Regions from separate parts of the Homo sapiens genome. Here region 2 is linked to region 1. The links are chromatin contacts, found by Hi-C in ENCODE. All regions are on one chromosome and are shown on one strand. Each heading gives the region's core, a stretch centred on a gene start or an enhancer-like site at or near the end of the contact. The rest is flanking DNA. Distances are from core to core; before and after follow the strand shown. Region 1 holds the start of ST8SIA2 (ST8 alpha-N-acetyl-neuraminide alpha-2,8-sialyltransferase 2). Region 2 has its middle 25 kb from the start of LINC00930.

Region 1 (7,813 bases), core at 2,043-4,542:
TTCCACGAATTCAGGCTTTGGGTGGTTCCCCATTCTCCAGGTTGCAGCTAGAAGGACAAACATGCCCTCAGCCAGTGTCAGACACAAGGAAGGGGTGTCCATGTGTGACCCTGTTGGGCTCCTTTGAGCTTCTGAAAAGCCTCTTGGCCCTCTGTCCCTCATTACTACAAACTGCCCAGGGCCTTACCAGTTGCCTGAATAGCTTATATACTCAATTAATTTGAGTTAAAATGTTAATGGGTGGTAATGGCCTTTAATTTGCCACCACTTCCTCATTTTAACCCAAACATTCAATGACTTAGTCTACAGAAGTGATGGCTGTAGGACCTTCGGGCTTCTTGGAAAATCCAAGGCAGGAAAAGAGACTTGCTTAAACAGAGGGGTAAGCAGGAGGGGAGGGGTCAGGGTGGCCAAGCCAAGCACATGCCCATGTGGCAGTTCACATCACCAGTCTGACATTCTCCACCAATCTCATCAGTCTTCCTCTTTCCAGATTCCAGGAACAAACTCATTTTTGCAGAGGCAGCAACGGGTGGTGTATGTACACAATCACTTGTTAAAGGAGCTGGCCCAACGAGACCCAAACCTAAGTGATCACAGATAGCAGGTATTCTATAGTCAACGATCACAAGGGTCCCCCATCACCCTCCAAGAAAAATCCCACTTCAGTGACTCTCATCGCAAGGACAGCGTCTATGTGAGGAAGCTAGCTCTACTTCCGAGCAGGTATACTTGAGAGATATTGCTCTGTGGGTCTGATTACAGGGATCTCTCTATATGGAATCGAACCATTCAACAAAAGCTTCCACTGTTTCCTGTCCACTCATATGACTCTGGTCTGGTGGGTGCAAAGAAGGAAGACTGAGCCTGGGATGAGAACATGGGCCACCTAACAGGAAACGGAAATAGATTCTGCTGTAATCGTGGGTCACCTAACAGGAAATGGAAATAGACTCTGTTGTAATTGTGCTTGCAGCAATGAGGTTGACCCGACCTGGTGAATTTAGTACCACGGCAACACTTCCATGATGTTCTGCATGGTAAGAGTGCAGTAGGTAGAGAAGCAGAGAAGCAGAGAACAGAGGAGAGAAAGGTCAGTTTCTTCTTGCTCTTTTGGGGGATCTTATTAATCAATTATAAGTGAGCCAGGAGACCTTAGGTCTACTGCAGCTCAAATCCCCTATCATAATTAGACACCTGAATGTCTGTCTCCCTTGTGAACAGTGAGCCACTAGAGGGCAGGAAACCCGAGGTGTCTCTCTCCACTTGGTGTCTCTAGCTCCTAGCACAGAGCCTGGTACAAGGTAGGTTAAATATTGCTGCACGTTGGAGTGAGTGGAGGAGCGATTCAAATACAGAGCAGCATACCAGGCGCATCCTGTACTTTCCTCTCCCTATTCAGGTATCCCAACCATTCCCTTCAGAAAAACAAGGCAAAATGATGACAAAAACCACTCCACACCTCCTAAACCACCCTTCAAGCAAGACAAAGGGAAAGATTTTGGCATTTTGAAAACTTGAAATAAGGATGGTTAGACCCCGTGCCAGCCACACTGATGGGAAACTCTCCTTTGACGTCTCATCCCTGCCTCTAACAGACAGGGAGAGTGACGTCCAACATTGTTCTCCACATCAGAAAAACCTCACCCCAAGAAAAATACATGGTATTTTCGAAGTGCTTACTGTAAAAGGAGCAGGGTGCGCTGACTTCGCCAAGGAATGGGAAGGAAATGAAGCGCTGAGGTGGGAATTAGTACACGCTTCCTCTGGGGAAAAGACATCTGCTCCTGGCACTCCTCAAAGGAGGTGAGGCAGAGCTCTCCCTTGACGCTGTGCTGCTTCCCTAATCCATTCTCCAGGCTGGGTGATGGGACCTCTTCCTGCAGGGGAGAGCCTGCCCTGGCTCCCAGGGTCAACAAGGGCAGCAGCCCCCGGCTTGGAAGCCTCCCTCCTGCCCCTCCTTACACACGAAGGGGCAGAAGGGCTCTGGGCACAAGCAGTACTTTGGTAGAAAATCAGAAGGCCCTCTTACATCCCCGGGGGCGCCATGAAGGGACTTGGCTGCTGCCAGCCCCTCGCCAAACTCCTCTGAGTGGTCCAGGGGATAAGGCCGACACGCCCCTCCCATTCACTGGGGTGTGGTTTCCAGCACTTAGGACATTCCATGTAGCTTCTCCAACAGGACTCCTCCTCCCCACACTCAAACCCAAAGGACCCTTTCATAAACCAGATGATCATTTCTGGAAAGTTACATTTCTTAATTTCAGGAATTGTTCCAATTCGTGCAAAGAAAATAAAAGGTAATTATCTAATTCCAGTAAAACTTAATGGGGCCCTTCCCACCCCTGGCCAATGGTTGGTGTGAAATGTAATTTGACTTAAACTGTCTAAGGCTGTGAAAGTGTACAATATTCGGAAGGGTGGGGGGCATTACCCCTTGTGGGAGCCATATTTTTCTAGAAGGCATTTTGATCAAGACAGGCCTCCCGCGGTTATTGATCTTAGGGTCATTGAGAGTCCAAGAACTGGGGAGATGAAGGCCACCCGGCGTCAGCACCGCGAGGGCGGAGGGAAGGCGGGCGCTGAGTCTCCCATTGGGGTTCTAGCCGAGGGTTCCAGCCAGGACTGCGTGATCTGGGGGCAGCTCGGAGAGCTCTCCCGACCCAGTATCGGGTCTATAAATGGAGATAAAGATCAGCACCTGGAGGGAGTGGTTTCTCGAGGGCTGAGAGCCTCGCCCACAAACTGTAGTCAGCATCTTCACTGAAGTTGGCCTGTCTTGGATATTTCTTCTCTCCTCCCCTTCCCCCACCTCCCCTCCTAATTCATCAACTGCTGAAACATCTGCCTGGCTGAAACCGCCTTCTCGCCGCGCGCTGGGGGCTGTCCCCAGGTGTTGGTCTTTGTGTCGAGAAAACTTTGCGAGGAGGCGAGGGAGCTGGACAAAGAGCGGGCGAGGGAGGGCGTTTGCCAGCCTGAGGGGTGCGCCGGGCGGTGCGCGCACTTCCCTGGGCTCAGCTCCGTACCCGGTCGCTCGCGGTGGCCAGAGCCCAGTCTCTCTAGGCCAGGAGTGGCGTCCGGCTGCATCCCCGCGCCCTCGGGAGCTGAATAAAGCCAGGCGGGAGAAGCAAAGGCTAGCGCCTGGACGCTGGAGTTGGTGGGAGGAGGCGAGCAGAGGCGCGGAGCAAAGCTGTCAAACTGCGCGCGGAGCCGGGCGCGGGGCGGGGGAAGGGAGAGGAGGGAGGGAGGGGCAGGCGGGAGCCGGGAGGGAGCGAGCGGGCTCGCCGCGCCTGAGCAACCCCTGCCTGTCGCTGCCGCTGCCGCTGCCGCTGCCGCCGCCGGCCCGGACTCGTCCGGAGCGCAGGGTGTCTGCCCAGCTGCGCGCGGCGCGCGGAGGCTCCGGCGTCCGCCGCTGCGCCCTCCGGCCCCTGCTCCTCGCGCCGGCCCGCGTGGGTCCCGGCGGGCGCGAACCCACCATGCAGCTGCAGTTCCGGAGCTGGATGCTGGCCGCGCTCACGCTGCTCGTGGTCTTCCTCATCTTCGCAGACATCTCAGAGATCGAAGAAGAAATCGGGTAAATAGCTGCTCCCAGGCCCGTGCCACGAGCCCTGGCGGGATCTCTCCCTCCTTCTGTACTCTCCACCCTCCGACCCCCTTTGTGTGCGCCGCGCCCCGCTGTAGCTCCGCTGGAGAGATGGGGACGGTTTGGCAGAAGGTGGCGGCGACAGGGGCCCGGGACGGTTTGGGGAGAGGAGGGTGGGGGCGCGGCTGCTGTGGGGTGTCCCCGGGCGGGGTTCACGGGAAGCCCCCAGCTGGCCCGCGTCGGGAAGCGGACTCGCCCACCCTGCCCCCCTGCCTGGCGTGTCCAAGCGCAGTGTCGCCGGGGTCGAGGGAGGGCGCCGGGGAGTGTCTCGGGCGGGCGGAGGGGCCGAGAGTGGAGGGAGGCAGGAGTTTCTTTGTCTCCAGCACGGCCGCTTTCTCGCCTTGGCAAAGTGGGCAGGGGGCGCGCAGGGATCTCTGAGCTGGGGGAGGGGTTCCTGGGGCCGGAGCGGAGGGCGGGGTTCTGCATGGGCTACTGGGAAGCGGAATGTCCCCTGCACACACAGACAGGCACACGCGCCTCCCGCCGGCCCGGGAGCCCGGCGTAGGAGCTGGCACCACTAGAGAAGGGCTCGCATAGCTGGACTGAGACCCCCCGCCCTCGCCTGGCTTTGGACGTTCAGCCAAGCCACGGCAACCCCGGCGACCCTGGGTTCCTGTGCGCTCGCAGCGCGGAGACGGAGACATTTCGGGAAAGTCTGTACCGCCGCCCGGTGGGCTTCTGGGCCCTCAGGCGGGCGATCTGGCGCTTTTTTTCTCCCGACCTCGCCAGAGGTAGGGTGGGACCGCGAGCCCGGATCCTCCCGGCTCCGGACTTCCTGGAGTGCGCACTTGAGGCGCGGGACGCACCGGCTGTGTGTCCCAGGGGCTGAGACTCGCGCCCCGCCCCGCAGCCTTCGGCTCGCCGGGCCGGGCCCCTCTCCGGAACCTCCAAAGGGCGGTAGACGACAGGTGGGGAGGCAGCCGGGGTTCTGAGGAGGCCCGAGGAGAGCTTCCTGGCCCTGGGCAAGGGGAAGGTGAGGTCTCAAAGAGGGCAGAAGGTCTCTTCTTCTGTGGGATTTGTGCTCTGCCAGGCGCTCTTCTCGAGTCCCGCGCCGCGTGCGCCCCTCCTTTGTCCCATTTGTTACTTCATTTGTTATCTGTGCTAGTTGAGGGTCCGCCACACTGTCAGTCCCTCAAATGGGAGATGCCAGTCCTGGGCCCAGGCGGGATGCCGAGGCCCCAAGGACAAAAACTTGTGACAAGTGCCGCTTCCTGCTCTCATTTTCTCCCTGCCCCTGCCCATCTCCCTGGAATTCCTTCTGTGAACTCCGCTGGGCTTCCAGAACCCCTCTCCCTGCCTCTTTCTCCTCTCATTCTCGGTTTCCCCAAGAGCTCTGAAAACTTTCACAAATGCTGCGCAGTTAATACACAACGTGCCACCAATTCCCACGCAGAGATAAACATGCTACTTTTCATAGCTGCTCGCCTCAGAAACGTGGATTGGAAAGGAAATCGGGCAAGTCACGTCTTGGGGTAATGGAAGATGCGGTGAGGAGGGCCTTCCTCTAGGCTCTCCGGCTTCTGATTCCGGATGTGGGCACTGCCCGGCTCAGATCACTTGCTGACCTTTGCCCATGTGAGAGGGAAGGCCCGGCGCTGCCCATTGTCCTGTTATAAAAACATAAGTGCTGTGCTTATCCAGGCACCCCTAGGTCAGCCATTCACTGAATTCTTACCAAATACCTTCCACATGCTGGGAACTTTTAATTTTTAAAATGCAATCAGGAGATCACTTTGCACATAATGTTGCACTTTCTTGCCAAATGCACGGTGAAGCCTACGCTCCCCACATCAGGTTGTTCCCATATATGTACGCACCCCGGGGACTTGTCTCACTTGAGTGCTCCCTGCTTCTTTTTATCCTGTCTCTGCTGGGCCAATCCTAGGAAAAAACGGTCAAACAAGTACGATGTGTCACCTCCTGTGGCATCTTCCTTCCCTCTCTTGCCTCTCGTCCCAGGCTGACCACTGGCTTGACCAGTCCTGACCAGGCCTAAGACACCCTCTCTCCCAGGCTGATGTAGCTGCCTTAGGTCAACACTGCATATGCCTTTCGACTGGGATGGGCACTCTTGCCCCACCCACGGTCAGCCCCACACATGTTTAATCCAGAGGAATGGAGGCATATTTTGGGATTCACCATGGCTGGAGGAGTAAACACATGGGCAGAGCATGGGAATCCCAACAGCACCTTCTGTCTGCTTACAAGTGAGGGGTTTCTTTTTGTTTGTTTGTTTTTGTTTTTTTTTTTGTCTTTTCTTTTTTTCTTTTTCTTTTTTTTGAGACGGAGTCTCATTCTGTCGCCCAGGATGGAGTGCAGTGGCACAATCTCGGCTCACTGCAACCTCCGCCTCCCGGGTTCAAGCAATTCTCCTGTTTCAGCCTCCCGAGTAGCTGGGATTACAGGCACCTGCCACCACACCAGGCTAATTTTTGTATTTTTATTAGAGACGGGGTTTCACCATGTTGGCCAGGCTGGTCTCAATCACCTCAGGGGATCTGCCCACCTCAGCCTCCCAAAGTGCTGGGATTACAGGCGTGAGCCACCCCTCCCGGCACAAGTGAGGTTTTAACACTAAATTCATTCTTGGAATTACCCCAACTTTGGGCAGCTGGGCTCAGTGCCCAATAAGAGCCTTGGCACAGTGGCCAGTGAGGGGCGTCAAGAGGGCTCCGCCTTCCTCACCATATGCCTTCCTGGAGACCTCGAATCATACTCAGGCACAAGAGGCTTTTGCACCAGCCCTGCCCCTCCATCCCCAACTCACTCCGGACCTGTGCTAGGGAGGATTACAGATGATCTGCGCGTGTCGGCCCCTGGGAGAAAGCGATGGCTCTGTAAAAGGATGGCTGTTTCTGGAAAGTAATGAACAGTGGGACCCTGTGATCTGTTGGAAGGAAGGAAAGATAGAAGGAACCTCTTTTGGGGGTAACTTTTTCAAGGATTAAGGAATTTTAAAAAGTGAAAGAAGAAAGTGAATTACATGTGTATTATCTGGAGGGATAAAACTGAGATTTACTTTTCTGAAGCTTTTGATTCTCTTTTTTTTATAAAATGAGGCTTTTAATGTGGTGGTCTCAGAGGTCCTGTCCTGCCTGAAAAGTTATACATCATGAATTGAGGGGCAGGGCTTTCTTTGAGGGGAGTTTTCTGAGACACACATCTCTTTTCCTTAGTGATTATTTTCCAAAGTTCCATTTCTGACTCTCTTGCTCTCATTGAGCTGGAGCTGACTAAGAAAACAAAATGTAGAAAGATAAGTTCTCTGCAAAGCACCTAGAGAGTCCTGCCTGGTAGCCAAGGAGTGAATTCAAATTCTAAGTCAGAAATTGGGTGGGGCTTTGGTAAAATAGGCCCTGATCAATTCATGCACACTCCCAAGTTTTAGATCCAATTCGACCAAGTTGTAAGCTAAAATCTTCTGATTGTTTCTTGGCCTTTAATCTTGAGTGTAACTTCCACTAGGGGATTGTGAGGCGTAGCTGTCTTGCCCATCATGGTGTCCATGGAACTGGGCACACAAGGCATTCAATAAACATCTGTTGGATAAATATTTTCCTGAGTCTGGCACAGTGATGGGCACACACAGCATCCTTGGGCAAAGTTGAAACTCAGAGCTGGCCGGGAACGGTGGCTCACGCCTGTAATCCCAACACTTTGGGAGGCCGAGGCAGGTAGATCACCTGAGGTCAGGAGTTCGAGACCAGACTGGCCAACATGGTGAAACTCCATCTCTACTAAAAGTACAAAAATTAGCCAGGCATGGTGGCGGGTGCCTGTAATACCAGCTACTCGGGAGGCTGAGGCAGGAGAATGGCTTGAAACCTGGGAGGAAGAGGTTGCAGTGAGCCAAGATCACGCCATTGCACTCCAGCCTGGGCGACAGAGCGAGACTCCATCTCAAAAAAAGAAAAAAGAAAAGAAAAAGAAAGAAAGAAACTCACTGAGCCTTGGGACAAGAAGAGAGCATAGGGCTCTCCCTGTAGAAACCTTTCCTTTTTATCAGCTAGGGTGAATTTGACACTGAGAAATAACATCACTAATCTGAGATCACAGCCTGGCTGGTTAAGGGCAGAGCAGGCTTGCACAGGTCTCCTCTTTTGTAACCCAATGTCCTAATCCTCATATTAGTTCCTCTACCCATAAAGGAATTACAGAAATCTTGTTAAA
Region 2 (7,813 bases), core at 1,967-4,466, 200 kb after region 1:
GGACTGAGAGCTAAGCCCCTGCGTGACTTGGCTCCTGAAGATGCTCACTGGGTGTTCTCCAGCTATACCCCTGCAGGTGCAGTCAATACACGCACAGAGCATCCACACTTTTCTTTCAAGGAGGATTGTCTAAAAATGCCTACTGAAGATTTTTTAAGTTAGATATTTACCTCCATTAATTCCTCCACGTGCCTCTCAGCGTTCATAAATCAACAGCTGAAAGATGTCTCCTAGAGTGCTAGGAAGGTACTAGGATGAGGACTTTGAAAGTTTCAAAGGGGCTTGTTTGGCATTGCTTTTTGTTGATTGGCTTGTTTAGGGGAAAATGTTGGCCCTGGCTGCTTCTGTGTGCTTTCTCAATTCCCTGTTCTTTCGACTTACGACCTCATTTCCTAAAGTTCAGGCCAACTCCGGCTGCACTGCATGTTAAAGCACCAGGGAATAAGAGCATCATGGACTAGTACTCCTGGGATTCATCAGGGACAATAAACTCACCCTAGCAAGAAAAGTGTGGGCATGCTCCTGACATACAGGACATCCTATTCATTTGGCACTCCCAAGATGACGTTGTTCAAGCTTTTGAAACCCATTGTTCATTTTGATTAACACAAAAATAACATACTACCCTTTGAAGTTTTTTGAAATTTCAAAATAAATTCAACCCATAACTCAGAAACAATTAAGGTAACAGGACTACACACTGACGACTTCTCAAACTCTACAATAGAAAGAAGGAAACAAAATGTTTGTTACTTACAGACTACATTATGATTATGCACCAAGATAATATAAAAGTACTGACTGTAAAATTCTTAGTATTCATAAAAATTAGGGAAGGGGTCAGATACAAGATAAAAATACAAAAATCTCCAAAATAAATACTGTTTCTATTCTAACAACAAGCAGAAAATATAGGGAGAAAAATGCATTCTTAAGAGTATTGGAAAAAAATATAAAGAACACTAATAAGAAATATCCAAGACCTATATTAAAAATGCAAACTTTTTACACAGATTAATTAAAGAGAATAGTCAATAGAGAGACATAACCTTGGGTTGCCATAATGAATGCAGCAATGCTATTAATCCTTGTTGTTAATCCTTGTAATTTTTCGGTGAAATGCAATCTGAATTAAATCCCAGTGGAATCTTTTTTTTTTCTTTGAATTTGATGAAAGTCCATCTGGAAGGGAAAAAAAGGATGAGAAGAGTTAAGAACTGCTTAAAGAATATCAAGGAGATACTGTCCCTAAGAGATATCTAACTGTATTATTCTTGATACAATAATTAAAACAGTGTGGTGCTGGTGGTACAAGATTCTGTAGATCATCCAATGAAGTAGAAACAGATAGTCCTGAGATCTATCATACATATTTTAAAAATTTAAATCTCAGAAAGGAATCACCAGGAAGAAATGGTTAATGGTTAAATTATCTGAAAGTAAAATTGGAAAATGTGGCTAAAAGGGGGGAAAATAATCAAGTTTGATCCCTCCCTCATACACTGAAATAAAACCCCAGTGTATTAAATGTAAAAAAAAGAATCCAAAAGTATCTAGAATAAAATACTGGCATATATTTAACTAGAGCCTGGATGAGCAAGAATTTTCTGAACATGAAGTAAATAAAAGTGATCTTAACAGAAGAGTGAGTTATTCTAAAACATCCAAACATCCTACATAAAATATAAAGAGAAGTGATAAATTGGTTAAAATATGAAAGAGAATGGAGAAAGAGTTAACAGGCTTAATGCCGCAAATCCTCTTAAAACATCAATAAAGAAAACAATCACGGGCAAACAGAGAACCCAGGCACACAATTCTTAGAAGTACAAGTATGTAACAAAATTCATGAGAAATGTTTGACATCAAGGTTAATCAGAAGAATGAAAACCAGCAAAATTAGACCATTTTCACAGTTCATAATTATATGTTTTAATTATATTTCCTGTTTATCAGGTGAAGTGGGGTGGGCATGGGAGAGCAAGGGCTATAGTTCTGGTCTGTTTTGAGAGAATCTGCCCCTGGGAAGCAGAGTTGACTGACAGCTCCAGCTATCCACCTCTTGGTGACCCCCCGCCAAAGCTTCAACATGACCAGGGTCCTCATAGCAGCCCACTCCTGCCTGTCACAGAATGGCCACCAGGCTTTGGTTTGGAGACTCCCTATCCCCTGCCCAAAGCTTTTAGAATCACACAGCAGTGGGAGACCCTTCCACAGGATCCTTTCCTTTCTTGCCTGCAGAAATGAGGGTCTGAGGCGCTCCTGCTAGTCCTGCCTCATCTCTCTTCATCTTTCACTGGCATTTCTCCCTAATTCCATTGCGTTGTGATGATGGGATTCATGCACCCTCATATGCTGCTAAGGAAAATGTAAATGAGCACAACGTTTCTGGAAACTATAAGTGATTGAATTATGACACTCCCTCATTCAATTGAATATTGGTGTGGTCAGTAAATATCAGGTTTGGGAAGAGCCCCAGCGAGGAAATTTCTCACATTATAGTCTTCAATGGATAAAGCAAGAAGCAAAACTACATCAATAACATGACATCAGCTTTAAAAACTATCACATGTAATAGACAGATCCACAGAAAAAAGAAGGGCAGCAAATTCACCAAGATTTATAGGACAGCTCCCTCCAAGGGTGCAACTGTGAATAATTTTTATGCTTCTGCTTATACTTTTCTGTATTTTCCACATTCTCTGCAAAAAAAAAGTATAAATTATTTCATAATCAGAAGATGTTGCTTTAAAAAAGTAAGATTAAACATAAGCCAAAACAAGAGGTAGCAAGAGTCCAGTGTGGGCCGAGCGGAAAGCGGGGCATTGAGGTGAAAGGAGGAGCCGTGCCTACCGGGGGAACTGGATATGCACAGGGCATGATCTGAACTGTCAGCGAAAATGAGGGCTTGTGAGAAAAATAGCAGGAAGTCCTAACAGAGAGCTTCAGGTCAGAACAGCAAAGAGCCTTCAGTGCCAAACTCACCGTGACAACCACCGAAGGTGGTTCTTTAGCGTCGTCAGTTGACCAACACTGCTTTCCCCATAGCTTTCCTCTGAATTCCCACATTAAAATATTCATCTAGAGAAAGGACCCACGCCCAAACCAGCCAGAAATACTTTGGATCTCAATGGCCGTGTTCGCTTGAACCTAATTCAGTGGGACAGCAGCTGTCTGGGAGACAGCCTCGGGCCGGAGCCAGCAGAAACACGGCCGCAGCACTGTCCTCACCTTCTAGACAGGGAGGTCAGACTTCCCCGGAAGAGGCTATTTCTCTGGATTTGTTTTTCCTCTGTTGCTTAATTTGTTTTTTCAGTTGTAAAAGAAGACATTTGGGAAAGATTCCATTTGCTTAAATTACACGCTGGTCACGCCTTCCAAGAACGTGACTCTGGATACTCGGCACATCGAGGGGTGCCCCTGTGTTGCCACTTTCTGGGATGTGCGGTGACCCTAAGATGTATTTTGAAGGTGGGGAGTCATGATAAGCAGAGTCAGCATAGATGCATTCCTGGGGTGCTAACCCCTCGAGAACTCTTTCTGGTAAAAGCACACCTGCTTCCCTCTCACATGGACAAGTGGGGCAGGGACCCATGACTCCCCATCAGTTCTTGAGAGAAGAGTGGCTGGGAATAGTTCCCATCTCCCCTTCTTCCGGTGAACACTGGGCCTGGAGAGACCTCTTCAGTTCAACCATGGGCAAAGACACAAGCAAAAATGAGAACAGAACACAAATCCCCGCCCCGACCTCGAAAAGCTGGAAGAACGTGCTTTTGGAAATGACCTTGAGCAATGTTTCTTAGCCATGTTTGAGCTTGTAGCTTGGGCAAATTATGACAGTTGATCTTCTAAAGAGGTTTCCATTTGGAAAAAATAATAACAAAGCCCTGGAATGCCTATGCTCAGAAGCCTACCAGTGCCACTGGGCTCCCTTGTTGTGCCTTTTTGGCTCTTAGGGAATCCTGCAGAGCCCACCTCCCTTGAGGACCTGCCTTTGTCTGCTCCTCTTTGCTTTTTACTCTTGTGTCTTATAACAAGCGACACCTGTCACTCTGAGACATAAACCATGTGAGGCCATGTGACCAAAGGTCCCACCTGGAGGAAACTTCCCTCCCCCTAGAGACACTATTCGCTGTCCAGGTAGGGCCTTCCTGGGCCACTGTGGATCTGACCTATCAGGAAGAGGGTCCCACAGTCCCCAAAGGCTGCCTGTTCCAATCTCCTTCCCTGCTAGGGACAAGGCAAAGAGAGAGAAGGAGGCCTGGGAAAGGGAGGGAGAGCAGGAGGGAGGTGGGCCAACCTCTCCTCTCCTCCTTTCTTTCAAGTATGAGTAGCAGGGCTATCTTCTTCCAGTCTATGCATCTTGGAAATTACAGGAGTTCTAGGGATAAATAAAAGCCCTTGGTACGTCATTCACTTTTACAACTAACCACTGAAGTCCTTTAAATTCAAGTTCTTAAAGGGCAGCCCTTCCCATCCAGGTACTTTTGGCAGGGCCTGCTGCAAGAAGTATTCAAAGCACAAGGCTTATGGTGGTCTCTCAGGTCCCAAAAGGCTGAGTCAAAGGCCCTTAAATCCTCAGGGAGGTGGGGAGACTACGTTTAGCTCAGGAGGCAGAAAAGTTCAACCCGTTCTTTGGGACCTTCCTCCCCACTCCCATTCTGTGCTCCACCCTCATTCCCTGAATACTTGGAATCAGCTGAGATGCTGTAATAGAACCACTTAGACGCTTTTTTTAACCAGGACCACAATAAGAAATACATCTTATGTGGGTACGCGTTGCACCTATTGGTGTACCTAGAGAGGAAATGTAAGTTTCACCAAACAATACTTACCCTGCTATGTGCCAGGCGTGCTGAAATTGTCTGTTCTCCTTTTATTCTCAATGGTGCAAGGCCTACTAAATTATTTCATACCTCACAGCTGGGTGGCAAGGAGAAATCTAAAAAGCACCCCCTTGGGAGATGGGTGGTGTCCCTGGGGCCCTCGGGCACTCTGTCAGCCTCTTCTTAGGTGTTAGAAATGGCCAGAACTAAGACATGTCATGATGGACTTGACTTCCTTCCCCGTTTCTCTATGGTGTGTCACAGTAAACACCCAGGGCTCTGGCAGAGCTGCTGCCAGGGAAGAGGGATCCCACACTGGAAAATGTGCTGCTGGAACTTGGGCCGTAAGAAAGGCACAAGTTGAACGGTCTCAGCAGAGAGTTCACGCTACAGAGGTCTCCAGAGTCTCACTTGCGCTTCTTCAGAATCTCACTTGTGCTTCTCCAGCGCTCACCCTGATTACCCCCTGTCAGTTCTCAGGTTGAGGGGGCAAAATCTCATAGCCCACCGGGATGGGGGGTGCCTGTAGGAAAGACATTAGGAGAGGAGGGAATTTCCCAGGGAACCTGCTATGAGGCATGCGGCTTGTTTCCCTATTTCCTATCCAGGTCTGTAGTCAATTTGCACAGTAGAACTGTCTTTTCTAAGCCTTCGCCTTGCCCCGCATCATCCTCCCTGCTGAAGAAACACTTTACACCTCATAAAACAATTGCTCAGGAATTCTGGGCTCCCAGAGAGACCCTGAGTTTCAAATAGAGATGAGCTTGGCACTCACTCCATGAATGACTGGAGTGTAGGGGCAGCTGGGAGTCCTTTAAGTTCCAGCTTGAAGAGAGTGAGCCGGAGCTCATCTCACACTCGTTCACCTCAGACACAAGAAATGAATGATGCCCTCTCCCCATCCCACCCTTTACTCTCTCTGGGCAAGAAGCACTGTCTGCAAGGCCCCTGGGGGGAAGAAGCAGGGAAAGTAGGTGAGGTGGCCCAAAGCCCTCCACAAGTCCTGCTTTCCTCGCTTGGCCTTGCTCCCCCATCTCCTTGGGAAGCTGTTGTCCTATCCATTGAGCTGAGTGTTTCCAGTAAGAACACTGTCAGCCTCTAGCAGCATCCCTCCAACTGCCAGCACCCTGCCATTGCCCAGACAGTCTAAGGCCCCAGGGTGTGGCCAATTCAGATATGATCCAGCTACGGTGGGGTTCACTGATGCTGAGTGTAGTTGGGAGCCCTTCCTCTTGTTGTTCTCTCCTGCTGCTGAGTCTCCTCTTCTGCTCCTAGCCACCAGTAAGAGAGGTTTTATCAATCCCCACCGTCCAACAATTACATTCATCTGCATCTCCGGCTCAAGTCACTGCAGAGTCTCCCAGATTCTCACAAGACTGCCATTGTCCAGAAATGTGTACAGAATGCTCACTGCACCACGTTCAAGCCTGAGAAAGTCCCAAATGCTCAAGGAGTATACAACATCACAGAGAAGACATGATTAATATTGAACAAACATATGCAATAATCCAGGCAATGGATAAGTGCCCACAAGTGACCTAGAGAGAGGGTGAGATGACTGGGGTGGTCTGCACAAGGTGAAATAAGAGCTCAAGGGCAGTGGCAGGACATGAGAGTCCAAACACAATCAACAGATACCAGCGAGTCAGGACTGCAGGGTTTGCCTGAGAAAGTTATAGTGGGGGTATGGAGAGGGTGTGTAGAAATGGGATGGATGGGAGAAGTTAAGCCAACCAAGCTTAAAAGAAAGCCTATTCAGGAGGTAGGCAATTAGGACGTGGAAAAGCCTTCTAAAGTCACGTGTGGGTTGATGTTGGCTTGTCTCCAGAATGACAAAAAGTAGTTATCCTTCTAGAAATGCAACCACAGCCAACTGGAAGCAGCAGTTATGATTCAAGCAGTAACTGTGGTTTTTAGAGATCCTGTAACATCATCAGTGACGTAGCCCCTTCTGTGAGGCACAATCTCAGCCTCACAGGGCCACAAAGAACAAGTTTCCCCATGCAGGCAGCTTCTCTGGATTTATTTTCTCCTTCTTCTGTATCATCATTTTTTATCAAGTGGCAAAGAATGTATTTGAAAGAAGAGACCCTTCCTGCTTTCCTTCCACTGATTGATGCTTAGTATTCCTAGATCAGAAAGTCAGCCGAGATACATGATGGGGGCAGGGAGCAATCCAGCAGGAAGGCCAGGGCTTATCCTGGGTTGGCCACTGGATGCGTTCACAATTAAGGTCTCTTCCAAATCCAAGAACCTGAGTCTCTCTACTTCCACCCAAATTTTCCTCCATTTCCAAGGTGGCTAGGTACACTCCCCCACTTCCCAGTCAGGATGTTTGAGTGTGTCTGACTATGTTCTTTCCCATGTGAGCAGAAGAGGTGCACGCCACTTCCAAGTGGCCATAAGACCTCCCAGATGTTCTCCTCTGTGTTCTTCCCCAGGTCCCATGAGCTATACTGATAATGACAATGGTGATAGCAACTTTGGAAGCCAGTTAATATTGGAATATGGCAAAGCCACTATCAGCCTGTTTCCTGAGGGAACGCATAGAGCCGAACTTTCTCCCTGCGCCTACTCCAACAATCTGGAATGTCTGCCTTGGAATATTATGTGAGAAAGAAATAAACATCTCTTGTGTTTGAACCATTATATTTTGGGTCTATTTGTTACCACAGTTTGGTCCACCCTGACATAATCTCAAAGAACTGAGTTTTCTTCTATCAGTCAACTGAGTGACTAGACACCCAAGCACTTACAATTCTGAGTACTAATAACTGAGGGAAAGAGAGAATAAGGTGGAAATGCAAACGAAGGTAACATATTGGTAAACTTCCTCCAAACTCTTTTGGAGGTGTCAGCCTCTGCTATGTGTATCTCCATTTGAATTTGAAGACAGATTTGGAAATTCTAAGGAGGTATCTGAGGATACAATTTAATTCACAAAAACTTACGGAGAGTGTCCTAAGTAGTCCAGCTACTGGAAAGGG

Evidence for each region. A loop is a pair of places that touch in the nucleus more often than their neighbours do. Pooled maps may share reads with other maps.
Region 2: a pooled map of heart right ventricle shows a loop between it and region 1 (1.9-fold over the local background). The contact joins the enhancer-like site here to the promoter of ST8SIA2 in region 1. A Hi-C loop is called at or near these places in 1 of 37 single-sample maps with no recorded cell type and 1 of 50 pooled maps.

What each region holds. Positions count from the first base shown.
Region 1 is chr15:92,390,589-92,398,401 of GRCh38, forward strand. ST8SIA2 (ST8 alpha-N-acetyl-neuraminide alpha-2,8-sialyltransferase 2) reads left to right here and starts at 3,293. Exons shown (of 6, transcript NM_006011.4): 1 at 3,293-3,574. The coding sequence starts at 3,477.
Region 2 is chr15:92,593,071-92,600,883 of GRCh38, forward strand. No RefSeq gene overlaps it. Among named protein-coding and RNA genes, the nearest start is that of LINC00930, 25 kb to the left of the region's middle. Within about 2 kb of position 3,217, at least 2 of the 41 ENCODE cell types and tissues checked have a DNase peak (open chromatin) inside an H3K27ac peak, as active enhancers do.